Linked DNA regions of Homo sapiens: region 2 is linked to region 1. A link is a loop called in an ENCODE intact Hi-C map of the cell type or tissue named here. Cell type or tissue: PC-3. All regions are shown on one strand. Links, peaks and the distances in the headings refer to the core of each region. The heading gives the core; the rest is flanking DNA. Region 1 overlaps RAB31 (RAB31, member RAS oncogene family). Region 2 overlaps RAB31 (RAB31, member RAS oncogene family).

Region 1 (7,266 bases), core at 1,604-6,603:
AAACATGCTGAGTGAACGACACGTCATCACGTGACACATACAGTCTCATTCCGCTTACAAAGTTCAAAAACGGGCAAATCTACTGCTTGGAAAATGCAAATGTAGGTGTAAAGCATAACGAAAACAAGTGGTTATCACCAAAGTCAGCAGGGTGGTTACTTCTGGGTGGAGAGAAGAGGATACGATTGGGGAAGGGTTCTCTGTGGCACACTTACACGGCTGTTCATTTTATTACCACAGTATTCCTTACGATATGCTTGTTTTATATATTCTTCTTTAAGAATGTTTTAAATTAAGAAAGATTCCAGATGCCTTTGATGGGCTCTCTGGGCAGCTCAGTCTTCAGCTCCCTCCCTCCTCCTGTGACAGCAGCAGGTAAATGGGAGGGGCCACCCGCACCACATCAGTCGCAGAACACGGACAGGCACATCTCAGAGCACACACATTTTAACAGCACAGACTCTATTCTTCCTCATTATCTCACATAAGGAAAACGCATCGTGCATTTAACACTTGCCATGATTTTTCAGGCCTTTTGATGTTCACTGGCTTTAGTGCTTTTAGTATTTGGAATAAATTGGATTTTTAAGGTCCAGCATTTCAAATTCTGTTATTTGGTTTGTATAATTTCTAAGAAACTCCCCTACTCAACTGTGGCTCACTATCAAGACTGGAATGAGTTTTAGAGTCACATGGAAGAGATGAAAGCAATGTAAATTTATTATTCTTAGTAAAAAGTATTTATCTCCAAATATATTTTTAATCTGTTAAAAACCACAACTTTATCCAAAAATGTAAAACAAGTGAGGAGATGGCTGGTGGTGTTTCTAACTTGACCGTGTACACTATGGAAGCACAGGCTCACCCTGGTTTCCAGCTATAGATTGCACAGGAAATTGCATGAATCACACACTTACTCAAGACACTAGAACGGCTCCCACAGCCTCCTTGGAGGATGGCCAATAGGTTTGATCTCTTTAACTGGTAGTGACTACCCGAGGCATTGCATTAAGGAGGAGCCTGGGGCCACAACAGGCTCAGAAGAAAACAGTGTTCTGACTGCCTGGCAATGGGGAAGCCGAGGCGGGCACCATCCTGGCCAGCACATCGAGCCCACCCACTCTGCATGCTTCTGAGACCCACACCATCCCGCCATCTTTCCCACTATTCCCCAGGGCAGGCGCAGGGTAGATATTCTTGACGGCCCCTCCCTGCCAACACGTGCCAAGCTCGCTCCCACCTCCAGGCCTTCGTTCCAGATCTTGCCCCTTCCTGGAATTTCCTCCTCCAACACATCCGTAACTGCCTGTGGCACATACCTCACCTGGGACGCATGTCGTCCCATGCCTTTCCTAGTCACAACAGATGATTCTGACCTCTCCCCTTCCTGAACCCCTCTGTCCTTTCTGGACTGCATCAGACCAACTGGAACTTCATTAAATACAGTCTTACATTGCTCATCAGATACTTCCCCACCCCCTTTCTTGGCTGCCCAAATAGAAGTAAACATTAATAGCTCAAAGGAAAAGACAGTCTCTTTTCTATTCTCACAGCACTTTGCTGCCACAAAAGGACCGTCAAAACGTATTTGCTAATCAAATGACTGAGAGCTGATAGGACTAATTTCCTTCCTCCTACCCTACCCTATTTTCACTTCTAACACTAGATGCCCTTTGTCTTGGTGTATGACCTCTACTCCAGGAAGGAATTCTGGACTCCCTGGCAGCAGTCCCACCCATCCCTCCCAATGTTTCTGTAAGAGGCACCAGAGTGCTTCCGTAAGATGTTAAGAGACCATGATTCCATCCCTCAGAAGAGGCGAGAGTGCATGAGAACAGCCCCTGAGCATCTCCTGGGTTGTATTCATGGGGAGGGTAGGAGGAATCTTAGGCAGAGGCAGCCAGTGACAGCAGAGCCATCTCAAGGTCATTACCCACCACCTCTGAGAAGAAAGTTCTCCCACTTCCCAACCCAGCCCCCATCGTCACTGTTGTTGGGTAACTTCCCACTGCTACCACTTGTAAGATAAAATAAACTAGGTCTGAGGGGTCTTCTCCCATCGGCACTTCCTGATCCCTCCCTCATCCTTCTGATTCATTCGTGGCCCTAAATACACCAGTGAGAGGTGGAATTTCAAGGAAATGCCAACAGGAGACCCCTGAGCTTGAAAAGCAGTTCCATTAGAAGCCATGAAATGAAGGCCAATGTCCAAAAATGACCAGGAAAGCCTGAAAGAGTTTCAAATTGGGAAGAGTCAAAGGGGATTTGTGTAGAGCCAAGAATTCAAAATCAGGAAAACAAGATCAAGCAGAAGAAATGTAGAACTAGAACCTGCTATGCGGAATGTATGGGGTTGGAGTAATTTCTCCCAAGGAATGACTTATTATGGCAGCTATAGGTCAAGGCTGCCCATGCTTGTCAGAGGAAGTGTGAGGGAGTGATTCTTGCTTAAGGGCCAGGGTGGGATAGGATATGCTCTTCTTCCTCTGACCTTCCCTCCTTCGCGGAGGATCCTGGCCACATGGCCCTAAAGCAAATGGTTCCTGAAATACCTGCAGGTCCTCTCACAGAGGTCCCAAAGCCAGGTACCCTTAACCCCTTACCCAAGCCAAAGGCAACCAAGCACAGGCTGGATATAAGGGAGTCGAACCATCCAGAAGAGGGATCATACATTACTTCAGTTTCACAATAATTTGAGCAGAGGAAGAATTTGTTTAGGGTTGTTCAAAATAGGAAAATCTTTCACCAAGATCAGGAACCTAGAAAAAGATCCAAGCTAAATAGGGTAGCCTCATATTAATTTGAACCCAATCACATCTCTTCTCCTGGTGATTATGAATGTGGGGTGTGAAAGGGGGCAGAGAGGCCCTGGAAATGCTTTGGAAGAGATTAAAGATGAAGGGCCAATGGTGTCACTTTTGTGTTTTGTGTGTGTGTTTTTTTAAATAATTTCAACTTTTTTGTTTGTTTGTTTGTTTGTATTTTGAGACAATGTCTCGCTCTGTCACCCAGGCTGGAATGCAGTGGTGCGATCTCAGCTCACTGCAACCTCTGCCTCCTGGGTTCAAGCAATTCTCATGTGTCAGCCTCCCAAGTAGCTGGGATTACAGGCGTGTGCCACCACACCTGGCTAATTTTTGTATTTTTAGTAGAGGGGGGTTTCATCATGTTGGCCAGGCTGGTCTTGAACTCCCAACCTCAGGTAAGCTGCCCACCTCAGCCTCCCAACATGTTGGGATTACAGGTGTGAGCCACCCTGACCAGCCAATAATTTCAACTTTTATTTTAGATTCAGAGGGGTACGTGTGCAGGTTTGTTACATGGGTATGCGGGGTGACACTGAGGTTTGGGGTACAATTGATTCTGTCACCCACGTACTGAGCACAAGAGGAAGTTTTGCAACTGTCCCCCACTCCTTCCTGCCTCTGAAGCTCCCAGTGTCTGTTTCCATCTTTATGTCCGTGAGTGCCCAATGCTTACTTCCCCTTATAAGTAAGAACATGCAGTATTTGATTTTCTGTTCCTGGATTAATTTGCTTAGGATAATGGGTGACACTTTTGAATCCTGAAAGATGATGAGTCATTGTTTTCATTCTCCAGGAAGCCTGAAGGGCAAGAGAGAAGCCCAGACAGTGCAGCCTGCAGTTAGAGACCTGTACAGATGCCAGGATAGATTCTGGGACTTCCTCATTCTTCTCTACCATAAACTCCTACTGACGAAAGCAATGCTTTTCCGAGAATGACCCTTGGACCACTTGTAAAAGGATCACTTTTTAAAATGCACATACCCTTGCCTGCCTCTTCCTATTGAATCAAAATCTCTGGACCTGGTTCCTAGAACTGGAATTTTTAACAAGTGCACTATGGTTTCTTGAATTCATGAAACTTTTAAAACCACTGAGGCAAGGTTACAACCTATTTCTCTTTTTTTCTTTGCAAGACTCAACTGCCCTGTTTTTCCCACCAGACCCAGGAAAAGGACATGCAGCGTCCTGTAGGGCTCTCCAGACTTTCTGAGACAAAGCTTTCTTTTCTATTTAGACCCTAGGCCAATCTGCTGTCCTAGAATAGCACAGACCTTGAATTAGCCCCATGCCATGTGCTACTTGTTCAGAAACTTGCTGCCAGCCCCAGCTCGCACACAGACTAGGTTCTCCTGCCATCTTGACCAGGCAAGTCAGCTGGTACCCCAGATCCTGTGGATTCAATCCATTTGAGGTTCTTATTTTCTTGCAACTCTGACAATCCCTTAAATGTCCCCAACTGTGCAAGCCTAACTCCAGCATCAGCAGATGGTGGAGAGAACAGAATGGCCTGCCCCACCAGGAACTGCACACTCTCCACCCCTGGGAGCTGTGACCAGAACATTCATGGGGAGGGAGAAGAGCGGCAGGAAGGACGGGGGGTTACACCCCTGAGCACCTACTCTGTGCAAGTCCAGGACAGTCTTCTCACATTCCACTTTGCTTTCATGCCTCAAATTCAGAGGGACCATACATTACTTCAGTTTCACAATAATTTGAGCAGGGGAGATTTTGTTTAGGGTTGTTCAAGATAGGAAAATCTCTCACCAAGATCAGGAACCTAGAAAAAAATCCAAGCTAAAAATCCTGAGTGTACCTGACCGGATGCCTCTGAATGCCTTCCACTCTGGGAGTGGGGCGGACCTTTATACCATCTTCTGGAACATGCAAGAAGATGAAACACACTGAACAGGCATCTCTGCCAAGTACTTCTGCACTCAAATGCCTTAAGTGGGCTGAGCCAAGGTTGGAGGGCGAATTCCATTTCCATCCAGCAAATTCTCAAAATAGGCCAGGCAGAGCTCCTTCCAAGAATTGACAAGCTTACACAACCAAAGTGTGTTGGATGAGATCAGTTCCACCAACACACACACACCTACACACACACATCTACACACACACTCATACACACACATCTACACACACTCATATACACATACATCTACACACACACATACACATCTACACACACACACCTATACACACATCTACACACACATTTATACACACATACATCTACACACACATACACATCTACACACACATACACACACATCTACATACACATCTACACACACACTCATACACACATACATCTACACACACACATACACACACACATACAAACACATCTACATCCACACATATCTACACACACATATCTACATACTGTCCTGCTACAACCCTCAGTTAAAAATCAAATACAGTTTTCTGGGAATTACAGGAGAGCAAAGTACTTTGGGATTAGAGTAAAAGAAGGTCAAGCTCTGAATAAGGTCTGGGGTTTAGAGGTTTGGCTAACTCCCCAGAAAAGTTATATCAGCAGGCAGAATCTGGAGCAGCCAGATTGCTGACCAAGAACCGATTCCCCCACCATAGAAACGTGTCAACAAGCCGGTGCCCACTAGGTTCCCAGGCCCTATCACTTACCGACTATTCCTGTCTCACAGGAGACAGACATTCTGGGCAGAGACCCAGGCAGCAGTCTTCCCCTTCCCTCTTTCCTAAATGGGAATTTTTAATACAGTTACCCTGTTTATCTTTTGTACCTTAGGTGTGCTGGAGATGGTTAATTTAATCATTTGGCCCAGTGTGTTTACAAAATTTTTGTCAAATACATCCCCCTTTGTAATTTTTGCCATGTGTATATAATATATATAATGCATATGTATCACACATACCCTCACCTGACTGTTCCAATATTTATTATTTTTATCTAAATCAACTTTTTGTTAATCAGATTTTTTACTGAGATAACCGTAGATTCGTTTACATGCAGTTGTAAGAAACAGTACCAAGCGATTTCTCATACACTTCGCCCAGTTTCCCTAAATGGTCACATCTTGAAAAACTATGGTATAATATCACAAAGAGGACATTGTCATTGATGCATTCTATCTTATTCAGATTTCTCCAGTTTTACTTGTATGCACTTATGTATGTGAGTTAAGCTGTATACAATTTTACCACCTGTGTAGGTTCCTGTGTCCACCACCACAGAGAAGATACCAAGCAGTGCCGACACCACAGGGTCCCTTATGTTGCTCTTTCAAACCCATGCCCACTTTCCTCCCCGTCCCCCACCCCTACTTCCCCTTATGATAGGCCCTGGCAATCAGTAATCTATCCTCTATTTCTAAAATGTTATATAAATGGAACCATGCAATGTGAAACCTTTGGGACTGGCTTCATTCACTCGGCACAATTCCCCTGAAGATGCATTTCGAGCTGTGTGTATCAGCAGTTTGCCTCCTTTTAGTGCTGAGTAGTAGTCCATGGTATGGATGCACCACAGTTTGTTTAGCCATTCGTAACTGAAGGACATCTGGGCTGATCCCAGTTTAGGACTATTACAAATAACGTGTCTATGAATATTCATGTGCAGGTTTTGTGTGAACATAAGTTTTCATTTCTCCAGGATAAATGCCCGTGAATGTGATTGCCAGGCCATATGGTAACTGCACGTTTAGTTTTATAAGAAACTGCCAAACTGTTTTCCAGAGTGGCTGTGCCATTTTGCATTCACACCGGCAACGTATGGATGACTCAGTTTTTCCATATCCTCACCAGCATTAGGTGTTGTCGCTGATTTTTATTTTAGCCATTCTGATAGGTTTGATGATGATATTGAACGTCGCCTTATATCCTTCCTCACCATCTTCCTATTCTCTCAGGTGAAATGTCTGTTTATGTCTTTTGCCATTTTCAAATTTTTTCATGTAAATTTTGTGAGTTCTTTATATAGTCTACATACTAGTCCCTTATAGATATATAGTTTGCAAATATTTCCTCCTAGTCTGTAGCTTGTCTTTCATCCTCTTCACACCTCAATATTTCACAGAGCAAATATTTTTAAGTTTTTAAATTTTAAGGGTGTCTAATTTATCAGTATTTCCTTATATGAATCGTGCTTTTAATGATAAGTCTAAGAACTCTTTGCCTAACCCCAGATCTTTAAATTTATTTTCTTTTAGAAGTTTTTCTAAAAGTTTTATGGGTTAACATTTTACATTAAAGCCTGTGATTCATTTTAGACTAATTTTATATAAGGTTGAGGTTTGTTTTTGTTTTGCCTATTGATGTCCGATTACTCTATTTGTTGAAAAGGTCATTGGTTGAATTGCTTCTTCTGTTGAACTACCTTTGCATCTTTGTCAAAAAATCAATTGAGCATATTTGTGTAGATTTATTTCTGGGTTCTCTATTCTGTTCCATTGATCTATGCATCCGTCTCACTGCCAAT
Region 2 (7,266 bases), core at 1,554-6,553, 88 kb after region 1:
CACCCTCAATGGCAGGCCTGGGTTCCTGTGAAAAGTCAACGGCCCCTGAGGGGGCTGCTGGAGCAGCAGGACAGCCTAGCAGTGGCCTCCACCCCTGCCCACAGCCCTGAGATCCAGCCGAGGGCTGCCATGGACATGTACGTGCTGCACACAGGCTGAGAGAGGCTGGCACTGGCGCAGGACAAGTGGTCCTGCTGGCCCCTTCCTCCCAGCACAGAAAGGACTTCCCACTGGACAGATGGTGCGTGGCTGGCAGGAAAGCTCCATCAGCTCTGACTCTGCAACTCCAGCCCTTGTGATCCATCCACGGTGGTATTGTCTTGGTCACTTAGCACTGACACCCAATTCTGAAGTTTGCCACAATCCAGGGGTGCCCAGAGCAGCTGCCTTTTTTTTTTTTTTTTTTTTTTTTTTTGAGACGGAGTTTTACTCTGTTGCCCAGGCTGGAGTGCAGTAGCGTTATCTCGGCTCACTGCAACCTCTGCCCCACCAGGTTCAAGCAATTCTCCTGCCTCAGCCTCCCTAGTAGCTGGGATTATAGGTGCCCGCCACCACACCTGGCTAATTTTTGTGCTTTTAGTGGAGACGGAGTTTCACCATGTTGGCCGGGCTGGTCTCGAACTCCTGACCTCAAGTGATCCGCCCACCTCGGCCTTCCAAAGTGCTGGGATTACAGGCGTGAGCCACCATGCTGGGCCTAGAGTGGCTGCCTATTACACTATGCAGCACACAATGCCCCAACAGGAGTCACCAGCCTCAATGCAGCCCCTGCCAGGGGTTTTCCCAAGTCCAGCATCTTACACAATAGGGTCTTGTTTTAAGAACCCAGAGGCCACTTACTACAAGCAAGGAAGGCATTGCAGTGTGCGCTGCTACTGCTGACATATCAAAGCCCCCTGGAGGCACCTCTGCCATTAGAGACCCCTGTGCAGCAACTTCCATATGTCATTTCCCAAGAAAACCTGTTTTTCTGTTTACCCCCTTTATTCTAGCATTGGTATGATGTGGACAGAAGATGTGTGAGCACAGTATGATCTGCTTCTGGGTAACATTAACCCACCAAAAGAATTTTTTTTTTTGAGACAGAGTCTTACTCTGTTGCCCAGGCTGGAGTGCAGTGGTGCAATCTTGGCTCACTGCAACCTCCACCTCCCAGATTCAAGCAATTCTCCTGCCTCAGCCTCCTGAGTAGCTGGGATTACAGGTGTGCGCCACCACGCCCAGCTAATTTTTGCATTTTTAGTAGAGACAGGGTTTCACCATGTTGCCAGGCTGGTCTCGAACTCCTGACCTCAAGTGATCCACCTTCCTCGGCCTCCCAAAGTGCTGGGATTACAGGCGAGAGCCACCACGTCCAGCCAAAATAATTTTAAATTTTGCATTTGGAGAAGTATAAATAACTTTACTGTAAAGAGGTGTCATCCTGATGCAATAATGCAAATTAAATCAGGCTCTGAGCAAATTAACTTGTTTCACTGGAAGCGTTAGGTAAGTAGATGATTTCTATGATTCATCCTATAGAGGAAGGAACAAAGGAACTTTTACTGAAAACTCATCATATGACTGGCATTATCCTGGATGTTCTCAAAATACTTGTTACAATGACTTTGTGAGACAGTTATCATTACCAGTGAATCGGAATGTCAGAGAGGCTCAACAGCCGAACTGAAGGCCACACAAACAGCAAGTGAGGGAGTCAGGATTCATCCATTAGGCTGGTCTAACTAGAATCATAGAGCTCCTCTCGTCACCCCAGGGTCTGAGGTCAGAATCAGCTCCAAGTTTGCAGATCAAAGCTCTAGCCAAGGAAGACACAACTGGCCTGGCAGTGTCCTCATTGGAAAATAAAAGATGCTTAGGAGAGAAACTGCTGGGGCTCTGTGATACTCACTCTCCCTTTCAACTATTAGAAAAAGAACCCTGAGTTTTAGCTGGGCCCCTGGTTACCCAGCTAACGATGACATTTTCCCATCTTCCTTGCAGTCAGGGGTGGCCATGTGACCAGGTGCTGGCACACAGGACAGGAGAGTATACAATGTGATGACCCCACAAGCCACCAAACAAGCCCTGAACCAGCCACCAGGAGGACTGAAAAAGCTGAAGTCACTATAATCTGGGATCTCCTGTTTCAGCAGCTTAGTCTGTATCCTCATCAATACAGTGTATCTAAGAAACTTAAAAACCTGTGCTTTACTCTCCATAGGCTAAGAATCATCCAGATAGTTTGTTTACTTTTTTTTTTTTTTTAGCACATTACATCTTCCTAAGCAGTAAATTCATCCTGCACCCTGAGTCTGAATTCTTACAAATTCTTTTTTTTGAGACAGAGTCTCCCTCTGTTGCCAAGACTGGAGTGCAGTGGCACAATCTCGGCCCACTGCAAGCTCTGCCTCCCAGGTTCACGCCATTCTCCTGCCTCAGCCTCCTGAGTAGCTGGGACTACAGGTGCTCGCCACCACACCCAGCTAATTTTTTATTTTTAGTAGAGACGGAGTTTCACCGTGTTAGTCAGGATGGTCTCGATCTCCTGACCTCATGATCCGCCTGCCTTGGCCTCCCAAAGTGCTGGGATTACGGGCGTAAGCCACCGTGCCTGGCCAAATTCTTAGAAATTCTAAGGCAATGAAATCCAAATTTACGAGATGTATTTATATAGTATGCAACTATATCATGCATTACAATCCATTTCTTTAAACTCATATTCTTTCCAGTGTTTTTATTTGGAACATGCCACCTGAGTAGAAAAACAAAATGTTTTTTCTCCTAGTCTACTCTCACAACACAAAATGCTTCTGTGACCAAATGTACAGGAGGTTTTCCCCACACACCAAGCAAGCCACTGATTCTTCAGCGGACACCAGCGTTCTCTAGTTCTCTGAGTGTTCTCTAGTTCAACTCAATTGTGAAGCTACCTACCTGGAGATAATGTCAGATCCCACAGCGGGAGGCTGAGTCCTACAAGGCTGCCTCCTCCTACTCCAGAGGCCTAGCACAAGGAGGAAGGTGTCCTGTGCTTCTGATTGATGGGCTGCAAATCAGGGTTCCCATGACCACTTCCTCAGGTTTGATTAATTTGCTAGAGTGGCTCACAGAACCCCGGGAAACACTTACTGACATTCACCAGTTTATTATAAAGGATGTTACACAGGATGCAGATGAAGAGACTTGTAGGGCAAGGCATGTGGGAAGGGGTGTGGGACTTCCATGCCCTCCCCAGTGTGCCCCTGCGCCGCCCTCCAGGAGCCTCCACATGTTCAGCTATCCAGAAGCTCTCCAAACTCACCCTTTTGGGTTTTTATGGAAACTTCATGACGTAGGCATGCCTGATTAAACCAATGGCCACTGGTGATCAACTCAACCTTCCGCCCCTTCCCTTCCCTGGAGGTCCCTTCCCTGGAGATTGGTGGTGGGGCTAAAAGTCCCAACCCTCCCATCTTGCCTTGGTCTTTCCTGTGACCAGCCCCATCCTAAAGCTACCTGGGGGCTGCCAGCTATCAGTCCATCATGAGCAGGCAAAAAATACTCTTTGCTCCAGAGATTCTAAGGGTTTTAGGAAACAGGGATGAAGACCAAATACACATTTCACAATATCCCACCACCCACCCCACAGTTAGCTCCTCGCCAGGGGGTCTGTCTGCCACACCGGTCTTGCAGTGGCCCAGGCGGCGTTAAGTCATTGGAACCAGGGCTGTGCTTGCACCGCTGCCTTCCATGATGCACTTGGCCTTCAGCTGCTGCATCCACGCTCACCCATTAAAGGCCCGTGGGGTTGCCACAGCAGCAAGCATCATTTAAATGCCGGCCGGCTGGCTGCCTGCCAGGACCACGTTGTTGGTAAGCCTGTCTTGTTGGTTAGCGTGGGGGGCAGACAAAACTCTCTTTATGACCATTCAGTAACAAGAGCTTTTAAAAGCAGAAGGGGGTGGGGTATCTGTTAGAACCCTCTGACCTATTTAGAGACCCCTGCTTGGTTTCCTTATGCTATGGACTATTTCAGCCCCTCCATGCATAACCAACCATCATTACTTGAGATTCTGTAATGGGCATAGGACAATTTGCTCTAGCCTGCAATTTTCTGCCGTCGTGACAACCTTTTACCAATCCAAGATTGATTCACTGTGACACCTGGTGCTAACCCATGACCAGAATAATAAACACAAGCAATTCACTGTGGCGACTCATTTCTGCAGAAGAGCCGCAGGAGAGGAGGACAGTCATCTGCTCGTTAGTGTAGCAGATAAGTAACTGCATTATTTCCCCGCCCAACACCAAGCAGTGTATGGAAAACAAATGGTTTCACAAAGGAAAAACAGCTTTATACTCTAAATATTGAATTGCAGATGCTCTATTATACCACCGACTCAGCCTCTACTACAATGTAAATATATTTATATTCTACATAACTATACATTTATATTACATATTTACATCATGTATGTTACATAAGGAAACAGTGTGTGGGTGTGGGGGTGTGTGTGTGTGTGCACGTGTCACCTGCTACAGAGGCATGGCTGGGGTGAATCTTAAATTAAAACAGATGGAATCGCCAGCTATGCTGACAAAAAAGACTGCTATAGAATTAAACTGACCTATGAAACTGTGCTTTTTGTGGTATCTGATTGGAATTTTTATGGGCTTGACCTTGTCGCAGGGGCAGAATCTGTCATCCATGGAAAGTCATAAAGCTGAGTCACCTTGGCACACTATTCAAAACTCATTAATCGATTCTCTGCTAGACACAGAAATCTATTGATCCATTTTTTAAATTGGTACATAAAACATTTATAAGTGCAAATACATAATAAATTTTAATAGCTATTTGAAAGAGATAATACATATTTGAAAACAAAAATAACGAGTCCTTGCCCCTACCACCCAATAACATCTGAAAACACTCACACCAAAAGCTTTTCAAATGACAGGGGCAAACTTGGAAATTTACCACAAAAGAGTACTGTGCTTTTAAAATAAATTAGCATCTTCTAATACGAATTACACAAAATTTACAAAGCCAAGTTTTTTTACCACCACAATCTGAAGGCTTTCTAGAAACTGTAGGCATAACCCACTTAAGACTTCTCTTGCTTTCGGCAAATCTTATTATTAATAAACATTTGCTGAATTGACTTTGGATATTTAATGGGATATTACACACTGAGCAAATAATTACAAAATACTCCCAAGAGGAATGCCATTATTCTGATGTACAGAGTTGTCAAGGGGTTTACAAATGAACCAAACCAAATTCACATACACTGGGAAATCTCAGCTTTGCCAATCAACAAATGAAAAAAAAAGGGAGGGGAGAGGGCAGGGGCTTCCCCACAGTCACCAGAGAAAGTCCCTGCACTCCAGCATCCAGTACCCTGAGCATCATCTGGGAGGGAGGCCCAACCAACTCTGGTCCTCAAAGGTCTGGACAGGGAATAAGATCAGCAGCAAAAGTGGGCAGCGCAATTCTAGGGCAACGGTTTTAGGTTTAGGATCTAAATGCTAGAATCAAAAGGAAATGTTTTCAGGCTAGGCATGGTGGTTCACATCTGTAATCCCATCACTTTGAGAAGCTGAGGGGAGAGGATCACTTGAGGCAAGTAGTTCAATACCAGTCTGGGCAACCTAGCAAGACCCTCTAAAAAAAATTTTTAATGAAAAATTAGCCAGGCATGGTGGTGTGCACCTGTGATCCCGGCTACTCAGGAGGCTCAGGCAGGAGGGTTGTGTGAGCCCAGGAGTTCCAGACCAGCCGGGGCAACCTAGTGAGACCCCATCGCTGCAAAAATTTTAAAAATTAGCCAGGCTTGGTGGTGCATGTCTGTAGTCCCACCTACTCAGGAGGATGAGGCAGGAGGATCCCTTGTACTCAGGAGTTCAAGACTGCGGTAAGCTATTATCTCACCATGGCACTCCAATCTGGCTGACAGCAAGACTCTGCTTAAAGAAAAACATGTTTTCATATTGGCAAAGAAGATGTTACTGATTTTCTACATCAAAATGATAATGAAAGAAAAATTCCCCTTTGCCCAAGCTGATCTCAAACTCCTGGGCTCAAGCGATCCTCCCACCTCAGCCTCCCAAGTAGCTGGGATTATGGGCATGCACAACTGTGCTCAGCTTGCCCGTTTTTAAAAGGAGAAATAGGTGCTCAATACCTTAAGAGACTTTGTAGAAATCTTCCTCTTTTGTCTGACATGCCATCCAGACTGAGGAAGAGCCGGAAACTTCAGGGCCACACGAGCCACGGCCATGGCCACATCACCGAGTGCGGAAGCACCGTGGAGGCTGTGGTAATGCAGGTGGTGTGCACCACCACAGGATCAACTTTGACAAATGTCACCCAGGTTATGTGGGAAAGCTGGTGTGAGGCATTACCACTTAAAGAGGAAACAGAGCTTCAGCCCAACTGTCAACTTTGACAAACTGTGGACTATGATCCGTGAGCAGACACAGGCAAATGCTGCTAAAAACAAGACTGAGGGCCGGGCATGGTGGCTCACACCTATAATCCCTACACTTTGGGAGGCCAGGGCAGGCGGATCACTTGAGGTCAGGAGTTCGAGACCAGCCTGGCTAACATGGTGAAACCACGTCTCTACTAAAAATACAAAACTTAGGCAGGCATGGTGGCAGGCGCCTATAATCCCAGCTACTTGAGAGGCTGAGACAGGAGAATCACTTGAACCCGGGAGGCAGAGGTTGCAGTGAGCCGAGATTGCACCACTGCACTCCAGCCTGGGCGACAGAGCGAGACTCCATCTCAAAAAAAAACAAAACAACAACAACGACGACAACAAAAAACCACCGCCACCACCAAGAGGCTCCTCCCATCACTGCTGTGGTGCAACTGGGCTACTATAAAGTTCTGGGAAAGGGAAAGCTCCCAAAGCAGTCTGTCATCATGAAGGCCCAATTCTGATGAGCTGAGAAGATTAAGAATGCTGGGGGGCCTGTGTGCTGGTGGCTTGCAGCCGCAGGGAAGGAGGTTCATTAAATGCTAAATACTTTTTAAAAACAAAACCAAACAAAAAGAAATGGATATGGAAAGAATAAAACCACACACAACTTGTCTCTCACCTGGCACACAGTGCTGAGGCGCCAGAGACTCGAGTCCTTCCCCACCCCACTGCTCCCCCGCAGGGGTGGCTCCTCGGGCCCCGCTTTGTTCATCGTATCCGGGATCCTTTCTGCACCCTGCCTGCCTCTCCTTTCTGCTGTTCCTCACCTTCACTAACAATTCACCCCTCCACACCTGCAGATAGGCTCCCCAGG

Evidence for each region. Hi-C counts contacts between places; a loop is a spot of excess contacts. Peaks named below come from ENCODE experiments on the same cell type or tissue, not always from the same donor. Only the 100,000 strongest peaks of a DNase experiment are listed, where the experiment ranks them.
Region 2: it touches region 1 in a loop (4-fold over the local background); 3 of 110 quality-filtered maps call a loop at or near these places.

The regions. Positions count from the first base shown.
Region 1 is chr18:9,822,095-9,829,360 of GRCh38, reverse strand. The region is part of intron 5 of RAB31 (RAB31, member RAS oncogene family); the gene reads right to left. Among named protein-coding and RNA genes, the nearest start is that of TXNDC2, 60 kb to the left of the region's middle. In PC-3, for the core only: no CTCF peak of the experiment used is centred there; a DNase peak (open chromatin) is centred at 3,660; H3K4me3 peaks cover 366 bases; H3K27ac peaks cover 2,047 bases.
Region 2 is chr18:9,734,526-9,741,791 of GRCh38, reverse strand. The region is part of intron 1 of RAB31 (RAB31, member RAS oncogene family); the gene reads right to left. Among named protein-coding and RNA genes, the nearest start is that of RAB31, 30 kb to the right of the region's middle. RefSeq lists an enhancer at 6,691-7,190. In PC-3, for the core only: no CTCF peak of the experiment used is centred there; DNase peaks (open chromatin) are centred at 3,811, 4,161 and 4,641; H3K4me3 peaks cover 1,644 bases; H3K27ac peaks cover 2,413 bases.